Regions from separate parts of the Homo sapiens genome. Here region 2 is linked to region 1. Evidence: chromatin contacts called from ENCODE Hi-C or POLR2A ChIA-PET data. All regions are on one chromosome and are shown on one strand. Each heading gives the region's core, a stretch centred on a gene start or an enhancer-like site at or near the end of the contact. The rest is flanking DNA. Distances are from core to core; before and after follow the strand shown.

The links. A loop is a pair of places that touch in the nucleus more often than their neighbours do. ChIA-PET counts read pairs that join two places held with the same protein, here RNA polymerase II (POLR2A). Pooled maps may share reads with other maps.
Region 2: a loop to region 1 is called in a map of CD14-positive monocyte, with 4 times the contacts of the local background. The contact joins the promoter of LINC02768 here to the enhancer-like site in region 1. A Hi-C loop is called at or near these places in 10 of 168 maps with a recorded cell type or tissue (B cell, CD14-positive monocyte, CD4-positive, alpha-beta T cell and 6 more), 6 of 37 single-sample maps with no recorded cell type and 17 of 50 pooled maps. POLR2A ChIA-PET finds 5 or more read pairs at or near these places in 13 of 52 experiments (AG04450, B cell, BJ and 10 more).

Annotation. Positions count from the first base shown.
Region 1 is chr1:235,832,554-235,839,738 of GRCh38, reverse strand. It overlaps LYST (lysosomal trafficking regulator), which reads left to right. Exons shown (of 53, transcript NM_000081.4): 2 at 6,072-6,161. Among named protein-coding and RNA genes, the nearest start is that of MIR1537, 17 kb to the left of the region's middle. Within about 2 kb of position 4,243, at least 12 of the 41 ENCODE cell types and tissues checked have a DNase peak (open chromatin) inside an H3K27ac peak, as active enhancers do; they include Panc1 and heart right ventricle, where a contact is called at or near this core.
Region 2 is chr1:235,968,601-235,975,785 of GRCh38, reverse strand. It overlaps LINC02768 (long intergenic non-protein coding RNA 2768), which reads left to right and starts at 3,275. Exons shown (of 3, transcript NR_183724.1): 1 at 3,275-4,025. RefSeq lists an enhancer at 3,687-3,736 and a silencer at 6,551-6,751.

The DNA of each region.
Region 1 (7,185 bases), core at 2,994-5,493:
TCTCTCCCAGGTTCAAGCAATTCTCCTGCCTTAGCCTCCTGAGTTACTGGGACTATAGGCGGTGCCACCGCACATGGCTAATTTTTGTATTTTTAGTAGAGATGGGGCGTGGTGGGGGGGGTTCTCCGTGTTGGCCAGGCTGGTCTCGAACTCCCAATCTCAGGTGATCCACCCACCTTGGCCTCCCAAAGTGCTGAGATTACATGCATGAGCCACCATGCCCAGCATGAACTGATTTTTAAATAATGTGCACAAGAAAGAAAGAAGGATATGAAACCAAATGGTCGTGTGCAGTGGATCACGCCTGTAATCCCAGCACTTTGGAAGGGTGGAGGTGGGCGGATTACCTGAGGTCAGGAGTTTGAGATCAGCCTGGCCAACTTGAACCTGGGAGGTGGAGGTTGCAGTGAGCTGAGATCATGCCACTGCACTCCATCCTGGGCGACAGAGCGAGATTCTGTCTCAAAAAAAAAACTGTATATATATATATGCACACATACACCCACACATATAAAACCTATAGAATAGGAACACAGTCCTGGTAGAATAATGAGCTAAGATTTTGAAAAAGTTGGGCTGACCTTTTACATTTTATATGTAGAGAACGAAAATGAGGCCAGGTGCAGTGGCTCACGCCTGTAATCCCAACACTTTGGGAAGTCAAGGCGGGAGGTTCACTTGAGCCCAGAAGTTCGAGACCAGCCTGGACAACATGGTGAGACCCTGTCTCTACAAAAAGAAAGAAAGGGCGCAGGGGTGGGGGATAGGGCAGTAGGGGGAGAGAGAGAGAATGAGTATGACAAATAAATAATAGATTCTTACCAACAAATGGACCCAATAATCAGATACAGAGAACAAATGAAATTTCTTAGCTTTCTTCTCTTCTCTGACATGGAGAATGATCTACACACAGACTAAGAAGGGTACAAGTGAGAAAAATAAGAGGAGAAAATTGAAGCCCAAGATTGGGGAGGAGATTGTATCAGAACTCTGGATGCTCTAAAATGAATTCACATCTCACGGTCAGATTCTGAGAACATTTGTTAATGTCATTGCTCAACTAATAATCTTTGAGTAATTATAGTGAAATGTGAAAACTTGTAGAAGCCTGTGGAGGAATAATGTTCTAAAATTTAAAAAAATGTAGCTTCCATAGATTTTTGTAAACTTGATGTTACTTCCACAAAAGACTCTAGAGATCATTTTTAAAGATTTTCAAATATTATACTTAAAGAAAAGATGAGCAATAAAGGCTATGTAGGCTTTCTAAGAATTCATTCCAGATAACCCAGTTTCTACCTATAGAGTCTACATTTACAGATTAGGAGAATGCTGCAGCTGTAATATATCTAGATTCCCATGGAGTATTTGACAGTCCACCATTCTATACTTGGGAACATGAAGGAGAGTTGGATTATAGTATGGGTATAGTTATTGAACAATGGAACTCAATCTTGATTTAGTTACTCATTGGCAGCCTGGCAGGAAGTCTCTTATGGGCTGCTGTTTTTTGACCCTGTTACACTCATCAGTTTAACACCTCCTTCCCACTTCTCACTCTCAGCTGGCAGTCTTGCTGTTTATTGCACCAAGAAAATAGAAGCACCTGAAAAAAATTCTTGGTCCTCCTATTGCCAAATATACTAATCTTCCTACATCTATACTCGTATTCTCTGACATTCTTCTTATTCAATTAGATGAACTGCCACTGTTCCTTCCACTTGTATGTTGGTCTTCTTCGTTTTGCCTACTCATTGTTCCTAGAATTCTCTCTTCTCATTCTAGTTTTTCATCTATTTTCCTTTCTCTGTTAGAGAAACATACTATGTTTCAGCTTAGAAACAAGCTATAATATTAATCAGGTTTTTTTTTAACCTCACTTATCTCATGTCCTCCTCAAGCCATCACCCGTTCCCTTGCATGCTTTGTGGCAGAACTTCTCAAAAGAGCTGTTTAAATTGCTTGCCTTCATTTCCTCACCACTCTTTTCCACCCCACCAAGACCATTCTTTGAAAAGATTGTCAGTAACTTCCATGTTGCTAAATCCAGCAGTCAATTCCCAGTCTTCATCTTACTTAACTTAACTTCTCAGAATTCTTTTTTTTTTTTTTTTGAAACAGGGTCTCACTCTTACCCAGGCTGGTATGCGGTGGCTCAATCTCAGCTCACTGCAACCTCCCCCTTTCAGGTTCAAGCAGTTCTCATACCTCATCCTCCCAAGTAGCTAGGATTACAGGTGTGCACCACCATGCCGGCTAATTTTTGTATTTTTAGTAGAGATGGGATTTCGCCATGTTGCCCAGGCTGGTCTTGAACTCCTGGCCTCAAGTGATTAGCCTACCTCACCTTCCCAAAGTGCTCTGATTACAGGCTTGAGCCACTGCACCCGCCAGCTTTCTCTCAGAATTTTTGATAGCATTGGTTACTCTTTTCTGTTTCAAGCTTTCTTCACCTGGTTTCTGGGAGATACCACTCACCTGATTTTTCTCCTGCCTCACTTGCTGTTCCTTCTCAGTCTCCTGTGTTGGATACTTACCCTCTCCATTGACTCAGCCATGCTAAGCCCAGGGCTCAGTTGTAAAACCTCTTCTCTGCTCCCTTACACTCATTCTCTAGGTCCTCGCTGTTCATTATAGTAGCCCCTAGCCACATGTGGCTTTTGTCTGCTATATTGTGTGGCAGAAATTATAGAACAGGCTCATCGTCTCAGAAAGCTCCGGTGAACAGCACTGTTCTGGGTTATTTCATCTGTCTAGTTCCATGGCTTTAAAAATTTATTGATGATATCCTGATGATTCCCAAATTGATTCACTAGTTCCAGCTTCCCTGCCTGTTTTGATCTTCAGCTGCCTACTTGATTACTTAATTTCTAAGAAACCTATCACACCTAACATAGCTAAAACTGAACGTTATTTTCCCTCACAACTGTTCTTATGTCAGTCTTACCTATCAGTAAACAGTACTATTCTTCACACAGGCTAAAAAACCTTATAGTCTTTTTTGGGTGGGCATTGGGAGGGACTTGCATTCTTGGGGAGAAATGGTTTCAGGGGAACACTTCTATTTCCTCTTTCCATGCTTACTTTAGTTCCTGAGAAGGAAGAATGGGTTGACTTTTCTCACTTTTTCTTTGCAATTATTTTTTACCTCTTGTCCTCTTGCACTCAATATCCCGTACATCCAGCATACATTTATCTCAGTGGCTTGGAACGCACGTTTCCCAGATACCCACATGGTCCATTTACTTATTCCATTCAAGTTTTTGCTCAAATATTACTGCTTCAGACCTTCCTTGTCCATCCTATCTGAAACAGCATTCCTGTCACTCTATACCCTTACTTTGTTTTACTTTTTCATCGAATTAACATGACCTGACATTATAGTGTATGTTTGCTTTTCATCTGTCTCCACCTCACTATAATACATGATGGTAAGGATTTTGATTCTGCTCTAAACTCAGTGCATAAATTAGTAGCTCACATACAGTAAATGTTCAATAACATTTGTTGAATTAAATGGCATATTGATGAAACTTCTGATGACATAAAATGAGAGGTAGCTAATACATTAAATCAGTGTTTGTGTATGTATGTTTTGTTTTTGCTTGTTCATATTTTACATTTTACCAGTCACTATATGAGGAAAAAGTGAAACATTATTTTTCTGAGGAGGTCATTTATATGATTATAGGCATTTGTTACTATGTTTTTCATTTACGGTAAATGCTAAGGATATAAAAATTCTACGAATATCGTTGGGGCAAGTTTTCTTTGTTATGACATTATAACAATTGTTGTATTAGAAATTGAAATTATAGTGATAAAGTTAGATTTAAAATTGGGCATTATAGCTATGAAAGGTAAAAAGTAATAAGACAGGGTCCCTGGCCTTAAGTAACTTGTGACCTAGAGGGTGAAACAGTCATAGATAAGTAACTACAGGGTGTGTCTATGTAGTTTGGAAACAGAGGCAAATATATAATGGGCTAAGGGCATCATTATTAAAAATGTATCTATACTTCCAGATGTTCTGGACACCTAGAATGATACAGGATGATAAAAATTAGAATACAGGTGTGTATAAAGAGTGCTGGCAGACTCAAGGAGGACACATGTGACTGTGCTGGTGGTTAGAATTATGATCTTGGATAAAATGAAACTGCATAGATATTCAAGTGAGGCTTTGTAAACTACAGAGATAAAGAAGCCATGCCAGTTTAAGAGCATTAGAGAAATCCCTCAGCTTGGCCTAGAAAATGTCCCTCGATAAGAGAAACAGACGGATCTAGCTGACCAGCTGCCAGCTTTCACTTCTTACGGCCACGCTGAGTTAGCTGGAATCATCTTAGCATTGCAAGATAGATGGCTCTACCTTGTGGTAGTCCAAGCTGGAGGGTGGTAGTAGTCAGAGCAGCTAATATAATACCATCTTTAGGCTTACAGTTTGATCCATAATTTCCCTTCCATAATTTTATTTTATTTTTTCCCCTTCCATAATTTTAAAGTTAAAAATATCTCTATGGGCTGGGCACGGTGGCTCACATTTGTAATCCTAGCACTTTGGGAGGCCGAGGCGGGTGGATCACCTGAAGTCAGGAGTTTGAGACCAGCCTGGCCAATGTGGCGAAACCCCCCCCCATTAAAAATACAAAAATTAGCCAGGCATAATGGTGGGCGCCTGTAATCCCGGCTACTCGGGAGGCTGAGGCAGGAAAATCACTTGAACCCAGGCGGCAGAGGTTGTTGCAGTGACCCGAGATCGCGCCACTGCACTCAAGCCTGGGCGAAAGGGTGAAACTCCTCTCAAAAAAAAAAAATTTGCATGATATTGATTAGCTCAGGAGGCAGCAGGAACAGGTATGGAAGGTGTGTTAGGACTCTATTCCAGGGCTGTTCCACTTGGTTGAGCCGTTGATATACTGCTTTCTGGTGCTCTGCCAGAGGAATGAGGGGGTGAGACTGAAATATACCCTGTGCTTTGATAGCTGTGTGCCCTGCTGTGTGGAGCTGCACCCATCAGGAAGGGATGTTTTTTCCTAATTCACACAAAGCCCTGCATTGTCTAACACAGCTGTTTTCTGCCTGGTTTATCTTCAAGTGCCTAGAATAATGTGTGGTACAAGAACTGGTTGGCAAGCTGAAAGAAACTTAAGACAGTTTTCCAGATTTGAGCATTTTGAAGTAATTAAAGATCACTCCTGGGCCAGGTACAGTGGCTCACGCCTGTAATCCCAGTACTTTGGGAGGCCGAGGTGGGCAGATCACTTGAGCTCAGGAGTCCAAGACTAGCCTGGGCAACACAGCAAGACCCCATCTCATTTTTTTTTAAATAAAAATAATTTTAAAAATCAATCTGATTTTAAAACTTATAATTCAAAATATCTTCATGTTTGCCGCATAACTATGATAAGGAAACATTCTTCATGCTTCTTCCTGGTAAGCACTGTAGAGAAGGGGAGAGCAGGTAACTAAAGAGAAATATCCTGTTGCTATCCCAGAAATAGAAATTTATCCTTTAGTCTTCTAGAAATAACCTTCATTATATTCTACTCAAAAGATTAATTCATTTAAAAACTTCAATAAAGATATGAAATTTGATGGTGATTAATAAATTAATGTTTGGCTTTGGTATTGTCTAAGTTCTTATGTATCCTCAAATACCTTTCATCCTAACAGGAAAGTAATGGCTGTACCTAGGAACTCTGAGTTGAAAACCTTTTTGTCGTGATAGTATTTAGATATTCCGCTGCCTCCTAGATTCTAGTGTTAAGAAGACTGGTCTAATTCTCCTTTGCAGTTAACTTGTGATTTACCTGGAGGTTTTAAGTTAAGAACTGGAAGAGGAAAAGTAGAGAGCTATTATTGAGTTGCTTTTTCAGATCACTATGTTCCAAGATTCCCTCTCAAGAGGAATTCTTGAAGTAGGCATTTTTTTAGTGTGCTCCTAAGATCTAAAAATTTCATTGGTGGTTTCATACATCATGTATGAAGACTGGCCACTGATTATGTCACAACTTTGTTAAAATTATTTGTGGTTTACTATTGTGATTAATATGTCTTTTTTTTTGTAGGTGAAGCTTTGTTCTAAGAATATTTGTTTCATCTAGTTTATGAGTCCAAATGATATAGACTGTAAATGTCACAGCAGTGGTGAAAGACTGGTAAGTATATAATGTAATAAATATTAACCATCAACATGATTTTGAAGGCTTGAAACTACATAATTATCTGACATTCGTTAAACCCCAAAGTTAAAACAGCTAAACTTTTCTTAGTAGAGATGGATGTATAGTTTGTGGTTTATTCATACAATGGTATATTGCATGATGGTTTAATGGAATGAACATAACATTAAGAGGAAAAAGCAAAGTTACAAAAGGATATATACAGTATACTATTTATATCTGGTTGTTGGCTATAACCTCATGTTATATATTCTTTGTTTCTGGGTACTTTAAATATTAGAAAAAATTTAAAGAAAATACCGTGCAATCATCTCTTCAGTTGACATTAAAAATGACTGAAAGTCATTCAATTAAATTCAATATTTCTGTTAGGAAGAGGTGAATACTTCCTAATATACAAAGCAAAAGTGTCCCCATCACCACAACTGATGTTGTTCTGTTAGTGCAAACTGATACAATTAGATAGAATAATGGAAATTGTATGAATATTGGATAAGATAATTCAGAATTTTTGTTATTTGTAGATTATAGAGTATTATATCTGGGAAATTCAAAACAAAATAATAAAAAAGCTCAGAAGTTTAGATATATGATTATTATATCAAAAGAAATCCACTTCCTATGTGCCTACTATATACCAGTTTTAAATCCTAGAATATGTTACGGAAAACAAAATCCCATTCATAATAATGGCAAAAATATAAAGCGCCTTGGAGTAAACCTAACAAGAAATATGTAAAACCTACCTTATGAAATAACGGCAATTTCTACTTCAAGGAAGTAATAAGATAAAGGGGCAAGTAGTATAAGGGTGTTAATTGTAGCTTTGTTTATGATAATAAAAAGCTAGAAACAATCTATTCAAAAATAAGAGATTGGCTACATAGTAAACTATAATATAATGCTATATATGTAATATTTACATGTAGCAGTATGCCATACAGCTATTAAAGAGTGAGAGCTCATGTGAAATGTTTTTCAATATATCTAAATTAAATAA
Region 2 (7,185 bases), core at 2,026-4,525, 140 kb before region 1:
CTGATTCATGATAGACAGACAGACAGCCACTTAATAATCTGCAAAACCTGTGGAGCCCAGAAACTCTTATCCCAGTATTATGAGAGCTAGTATGTTTCTCAACCACAAAAAACCTTAGGGGTTGTAATTTACCTAAAAATGAGTGCAGTGTCTCACACCTGTAATCCCAACACTTTAGGAGGCCAAGGTGGGTGGATCACTTGAGGCCAGGAGTTTGAGACCAGTTTGGGCAATACAGGGAGACTCCATCTCTGCAAAACATCAAAAAAAAAAATTAGCTGGGCATGGTGGCACACACCTGTAGTCCCAACTACTCAGGAGGCTGAGGTGGGAGGATTGTTTGAATCCGGGAGGCCAAGGCTGCAGTGAGCTATGATCGTGCCACTGCACTCCAACCTGGGCAACAGAGTGAGACCCTATCTCAAAAACTTAAAAAAAAAATAAAAAATAAATTATATTATAGATTTCAAGCCACCCTTTTGGATATTGTTTTCATTGAGAAAATATATTCTACAAGCAGGCAATAGAAAAAGTTTTCTGATTCAGCTCTGGAGATAAGCTATGTTTTAATTCTCTTTTTACCTCCAGAAGGAAGAAAGATGCTTTCCTGGCACTGGCTATGGAGTGAGACCCCTGGTCTGTTCTAAGCTGCCACCAACAGGCAGTGCCACTCATGCTGGCCCCTGGGTGGGATGAGAATGGCCTCTGAGTTGAACAGAGTGAAGGGGGCTCAGAAGTTGCAGGAATGAGGTGTCCAGAGCTCAGTTGTTGCAGAGAAGGGAATTGGCACCATCAGTGGAGCCAGTATACAGCCTGCCAGTGTGAATTTCTTGAAAGAGACAACTTACATATGTTAGGGCTAAAACTTCCAGTGTTTTATGCTGGCCATAAAATCTGGTTACTCAAAGACGATATCAAGCTCCATGGTGGAGATAAGAAGCTCCTGGAATCTATCCCTCCATTAAAACAATTGAACTGGCAAGAGCTGTCTGATGCAACTATTTTGGAATTCAGGATCTTAGGGAACACTTGCAGCACCCAGGAGAAAGCTTGATGAGGAGGCTGGCAAGTTTTGGTCAATTTCAGCTCTTTACTTAGTGGTGACTACCACCCACCTTGATCAGCCCCAGGGCAGTCAGTTGTGGGGACAGCAGCTCAGGTACTTAGTGTGGCTTGCTGGAGCCAGGTTGGACAATAAAGACCCAGTTTTCCAAAAACCAAGGTTGTGGGTTCTGATTACTGATTGCTGCTTTTGATCCTTGAGGGGCTAGCATATAGGGAAAAATTTTCATGATACTGGGTTTGTCAAACATTTCTTGGACATATCAAAAGCACCAGCAACGAAAGAAAAAAACAGGTAAGCTGGACTTCATCAAAATTAACATTTTTGCATCAAAGGATACTATCAAGAGAGTAAAAAGACAACCCATGGAATGGGAGAAAATATTTGCAAACTCTATATGTGATAAGGAATTAATATTCAGAATATAACTACATTTCAACAACAAAAGCAAACAATTTAAAAATGAGTAAAGGATTTGAATAAACATTTATATGAAGAAGATATACAAATGGCCAATAAGCATATGAAAAGATGCTCAATATCATTAGTCATTAGGTAAATGCAAATAAAAACCACAATTTGACACCAGTTTACAGTATTAAGATGGCTTTTATCAAAACAAAACAAAACAAAACAAGTACTGGAGAGCATCTGGAAACGTTGTCCGTTGCTGATGGGAATGAAAACAGACAGCTTGGTGGTTCCTCAAAAAGTTGAATATAGAATTACTATATGATCCAGCAGTTCCACTCCTAGGACTATACCCAAAATAATAGAAAACAAGGGCTGGAACAGATGCTTCTGTGTTACTGTCCATTGCAATATCATTCACTGTAGCCAAAAGATGGAAACAACCCAAGTGTCCATCAACAGATGAATGGATAAACAAAATACGTTATGTACATAAAATGGAATATCACTGAGCCTAACAAATGAAATCCTGATACATGCTACAACACAGATGAACCGTCAGGACATTATGCTGTGGGAAATAAGCCAGACACAAACTATCAAGCAATATATGCGCTTCCATTTATATGAGGTATCTAGAATGTACCAATTCATGGAGACTGAAAGTAGATCAAAGGTTACCGGGGGCTGTGGGGAGGTGGAATGGAGAGTTATTGCTCGATGGCTACAGAATTCTTACCTGGGAAAATGAAAAGTATTGGAAATAGTGGTGATGGTTGCACAATATTGCGAATGTAATAAATGTCAGTGACTTGTACACTTAAGAATTATTAATGGCTGGGCACGGTGGCTCACGCCTGTAATCCCAGCACTTTGGGAGGCCAAGACGGGCGGATCACAAGGTCAGGAGATCAAGACCATCCTCGCCAACATGGTGAAACCCCGTCTCTACTAAAATGTAAAAAATTAGCCGGGTGCGGTGGTGCGCACCTGTAGTCCCAGCTACTCAGGAGGCTGAGGTAGAGGAATCGCTTGAACCCGGGAGGCGGAGGTTGCAGTGAGCTGAGATCGTGCCATTGCACTCCAGCCTGGCAACAGAGCAAGATTCTGTCTCAAAAAAAAAAATTATTAACATGGCAAATTTCATGATATATACATATTTTACAATTTTTAAAATTAATAATGTAATATACCCAAAACCATTGCAGGTACACTTTGGGTGAATTACATAGCATGTGAATTATATCTCAATAAAGCTGTTTTGGGTGGGCACAGTGGCTCACATCTGTAATCTCAGCACTTTAGGAGGCTGAGGCAGGAGGACAACTTGAGGCCAGTAATTTGAGACCAGCCTGGGCAATATAGTGAGACCCCCATCTCTACAAAATCTTTTAAAAATTAGCCGGGTGTAGTGGCAAGTGCCTGTAGTCCTAGCTACTCAGGAGGCTGAGGCAGGAGGATTGCTTGAGCCCGGGAGTTTGAGGTTACAGTGAGCTATGATCATGCCGCTGCACTCCAGCCTGGGCCACAGAGCAAGACCCTGTCAAATAAATAAATAAGCTGTTTTTTAAAAATCACTGTAATTAAAAACAAAAACTCCTGGATACCTAAGGTTGGCAAAATGCTGATCGTTGTTGTGGCTGGCCGAATTCTAAAGATTTCAAGATTCTAATTTTGTACTGCTCTGAAGGGACTTTGCAGATGGAATTTAGATGACTAAGTAGCTGACGTTAAAACAGGCAAATTATCCTGGGTTATCCAGGCAGGCCCTTAAAAACAGAGGAGGGAGGCAGAAGAGTCAGAGAGATAAGGCAGAAACAGAAAGCGGGAGAGGAGAGGGTGAAGGGGGAGAGGGACTATTTACACTTCCCTTTAGGTTACAGGCACAGAGAAACCTTTAGGCTGAACTTAAAATATGTGAGTAGCTTTAAGCTAAACTTGATTTAACAGGGAAAAACAGGACTTTGCAAAAATTCTTTTAGGGAGTGTACTATCGAGCACATTTGAAGACCACAGGTCTCGAAAGCGGGGAAGACGGGACCCAGAGTCCCCCGCAGCAGCGTCACGGCCCAGCTCTGGTTCTCAAGTTGGGCTGCTGTTTTTCCCCTTTTTCTCATCCGCCAGGATGCCAGGCGCTGCTGAAAGCTGCAGCCGAAAGGATTTAGAATTCCTTACAACGGAGAAAGGGTCTTTGCTCAGACAACATGGACTTAAGAGACGGAAGGGCCAAAAAGGCTTGAAAACAGGCTCGAAGAGCGGCTTCCTGGTAGCTAGAAGCTTAAGTGGGGACAGATGAGCTTAACTGGCAAGCCTGCGTGTGTGCTCTCCAGCCCCCGTGATTCAGTTTAAATCTGGGCGGGTCTCCTCAAAGACAGTTCCAGAAGGGGCCACGTGAGGGCAGTAAGAGCCTCTCAATGCCTGTTTTTGGGGGAAGAGAGAAGTGAGGGCGGAGCGCGGGGAGCGTCCCAGGCCTGGCTACCCGGATAACTTCCCCAAAAGAAGCTATGCTCGGGCCTTCCCATCGTCCCACTCAAGAGCTTTCTTCATATTGGTGAGTTGCCCAACTGCTAGCAAAAGAACTTCCCAATTATGGTCAAGCCTCTTCATCTAAATTCAGATTTCCACCAAATAGCCCAGCCCTTTTCCTCCCCAAGTCATCTCCTTACTCAAACATTTGCAGACATTCGTCACACGAGATCCCCAGCCGTGGGCTCAGCATCTTACACCGAGGTACGAAAACACAGAAGTATTCCTGAGTGTATTCTGTGTATGCAAAAGTGCATACGTCTCCTTATGGACCAGGTTCTGAGTGAATCTAAGTGGAAAACACGGAATAGCAGGCTAATTCCAGAAAATGCAGGGCTTTTGCAAATAAGTGGGCGTCTAGTCACTAAGCAGGTAGTAATAACAGGTGATGCTAAATGATTGCTTCGAACCACTTTGTTAAGGGGATCAGAGAAGGGAGAAGGCTCAGGAGAGAGAGTGCAGCAAGAAGCTTTTATTAGCTGGATGGAAATGGGAAAACTAACTCAGGATAACCTTATGTAGTAGAATTTATTGTGCCCATTGAGTAAGTCAGGAAACTGAGGGTTAAGGAGGTGAAGTAACTTGGCAAAGGTCACGCCGTCAGAGCAGAGTCCAGTTCCAGATTTGGTTTACTCTAAATACCCTTCCTCACCCCCCTTTTTAAGAAATACCTTAAATGAAAATTTATTTTTACTTTATCTTACATTATTATTTATTTGTATTCAGCACATTTTCATTTAGAAAGTTGGAAAATAAAGGCACAAGAAAAACAAATAACAGTAATTTCATTACTCAATAATGGCCTCATCACTACAATCTTGTCCAGAAATGTTGTAAACACACACACACAATACTTTTACATATATTTTTGTAAGATATATATATAACAAAAAATGTGATCCTGTGATACTTTTCCGTATTTTTGTTTTCCATTTAAATAAATGTGCATATGAACATTACTTTGATCAACTACATAATAGTATCATACTCTATTATATGGACAATAAACTCTCACCAGTTCATTTATTGATGAACTTTTAGGGTGTTTCTATGTGTTTTTTGATGTGATAAATAACAATAAACCAATAAACACCCACATACTAATATCAGTGTCCTTTTTTTTTTTTTTTTTTTTTTTTTGAGAGTCACGCTCTGTTGCCCAGGCTGGAGTGCAGTGGTGCAATCTCAGCTCACTGCAACCTCCGCCTCCCGGGTTCAACAATTCTCCTGCCTCAGCCTCCCGAGCAGCTGCGACCACAGGCATGTGCCACCATGCCCAGCTAATTTTTTATATTTGTAGTAGGGATGTGGTTTCACCATGTTATCCAGGATGGTCTCAATCTCCTGACCTCATGATTCACCCGCCTCGGCCTCCCAAAGTGCTGGGATTACAGGCATGAGCCACCACGCCCGACCCTCAGTGTCCTTATTAATATCTTTAGGATAAATTTCAACTCAGGATTATTTAAAAATTTAAGACTTTCAATAGATACTCCCCAACTGCCTTACAGAAAGTTTGTACCACTTTATACTTCCACCAGCGGGAGTGTTGGAGAGGGCCCGTTTACCTATGTTTTTGCCTTTGCATAGTTTATTTTTTCATTTTTGCCAATTACATAGGTGGTGTTTGTTTATTAAAATTTACATTATTGGCTGGTTGCAGTGACTCACGCCTGTAATCCCAGCACTTTGGGAGGCCAACATGGGAGGACTGCTTGAAGCTAGGAGTTTGAGGCCCATCCTGGGCAACATACTGAGGCTCAGTCTCTAAAAAGAAAAAAAATTACACTCTTTAAGTTGCGGTAAACTTTTGAAATGCACACTAGCCACTTAAAGTTCTTTTGTCAATTGTCCTTCTAGTCCTCAGTTCTTTTTTCTAATTGGGAGAATCTCACTGATTTATAAGTGTCCTTTACATTTTAAAGCTAATTAACCTTTTGTTGTCTATTTTGCAAATAATATTCCCCAAGGGTTTGTTGTTGTTGTTGTTGTTTGTTTGTTTGTTTGTTTTTTTGAGACAGGGTTTTGCTCTGTTGCCCAGGCTGGAGTGCAATGGCGTGATCTTGGCTCACTGCAATCTTGGCTCACTGCAACCTCTGTCTCCTGGGTTCAAGCTATTCTCCTGCCTCAGCCTCTCCAGCAGCTGGGATTACAGGCATGTGCCACCACACCTGGCTAAGTTTTGTATTTTTAGTAGAGATGGGGTTTCACCATGTTGGCCAGGCTGGTCTTGAACTCCTGACCTCATGATCTGCCAGCCTCAACCTCTCAAAAAGTGCTGGTTACAGGCGTGAGCCACTGCGCCCAGCTTTTTTGTTGGTTTTTTGTTCTGGGGGATTTGGGGACATACGGAAGGTTTTAATCTACATGTAGTCAATTCCTGCTCAGTACGAATTAGAACAAAAGTACCAGCCAAGAAGTCATGAGGCGGAAAATGTCCAGGCTGCACCCTGTGGCATATGGTATTTTCCAAAATGGCCTGAACACAATCTCCCACCCCACATATTCTTACAATGGTGTGTCGATGTGATATTGACATTCCTCTCACCAAGAACTAGGGCCTATGTCCCTCTCCTTGAATCTGGATGGGCCTATGACTATAGCAGAGGGGATGACATGTGGGTTCTGAGGCTGGGTCATACAAGGTGAAACAGCTTCCGTCCAGTCTTCTTGGGATTCTCTCTCTCCGGTTCTGTGATAGGAGGAAGCTCAGGCCACATGAAGAGGCCATGTGCCTGGGGTGGCAGCTCCAACTGTAGCCTCAGCCTACAGCAGACATCAATCACTAGACATGCAAACAAAGAGACCGCCCCCGTGACTCCAGCCCAAGCCACTGTCTGACCGCAGTCTCACAAGAATGGTCCAGGAGACCCCAGTCAATTTCAGACCATGAGAGAGAAAACAGGCTGAGCAGCCCTAATCCAAAATTTATAAAATCTGAAATACTCCAAAGTTCAAAACTCTTCGAGTGCCGATATGATGCTCAAAGGTCATGCTCAAAGGAAATGAATATTGGCACATTTTGGATTTCTCATTTTTGGATCAGGGATGCTCAACTGGTGAGTATAACGCAAATATTCCAATATTTAAAAAAAAATCCAAAATCCAAAACATTTCTGTTCCCAAGCATTTTGGGTGTTTTTTTCCATAGGTAATTGGGGAACAGGTGGTATTTGGTTACATGA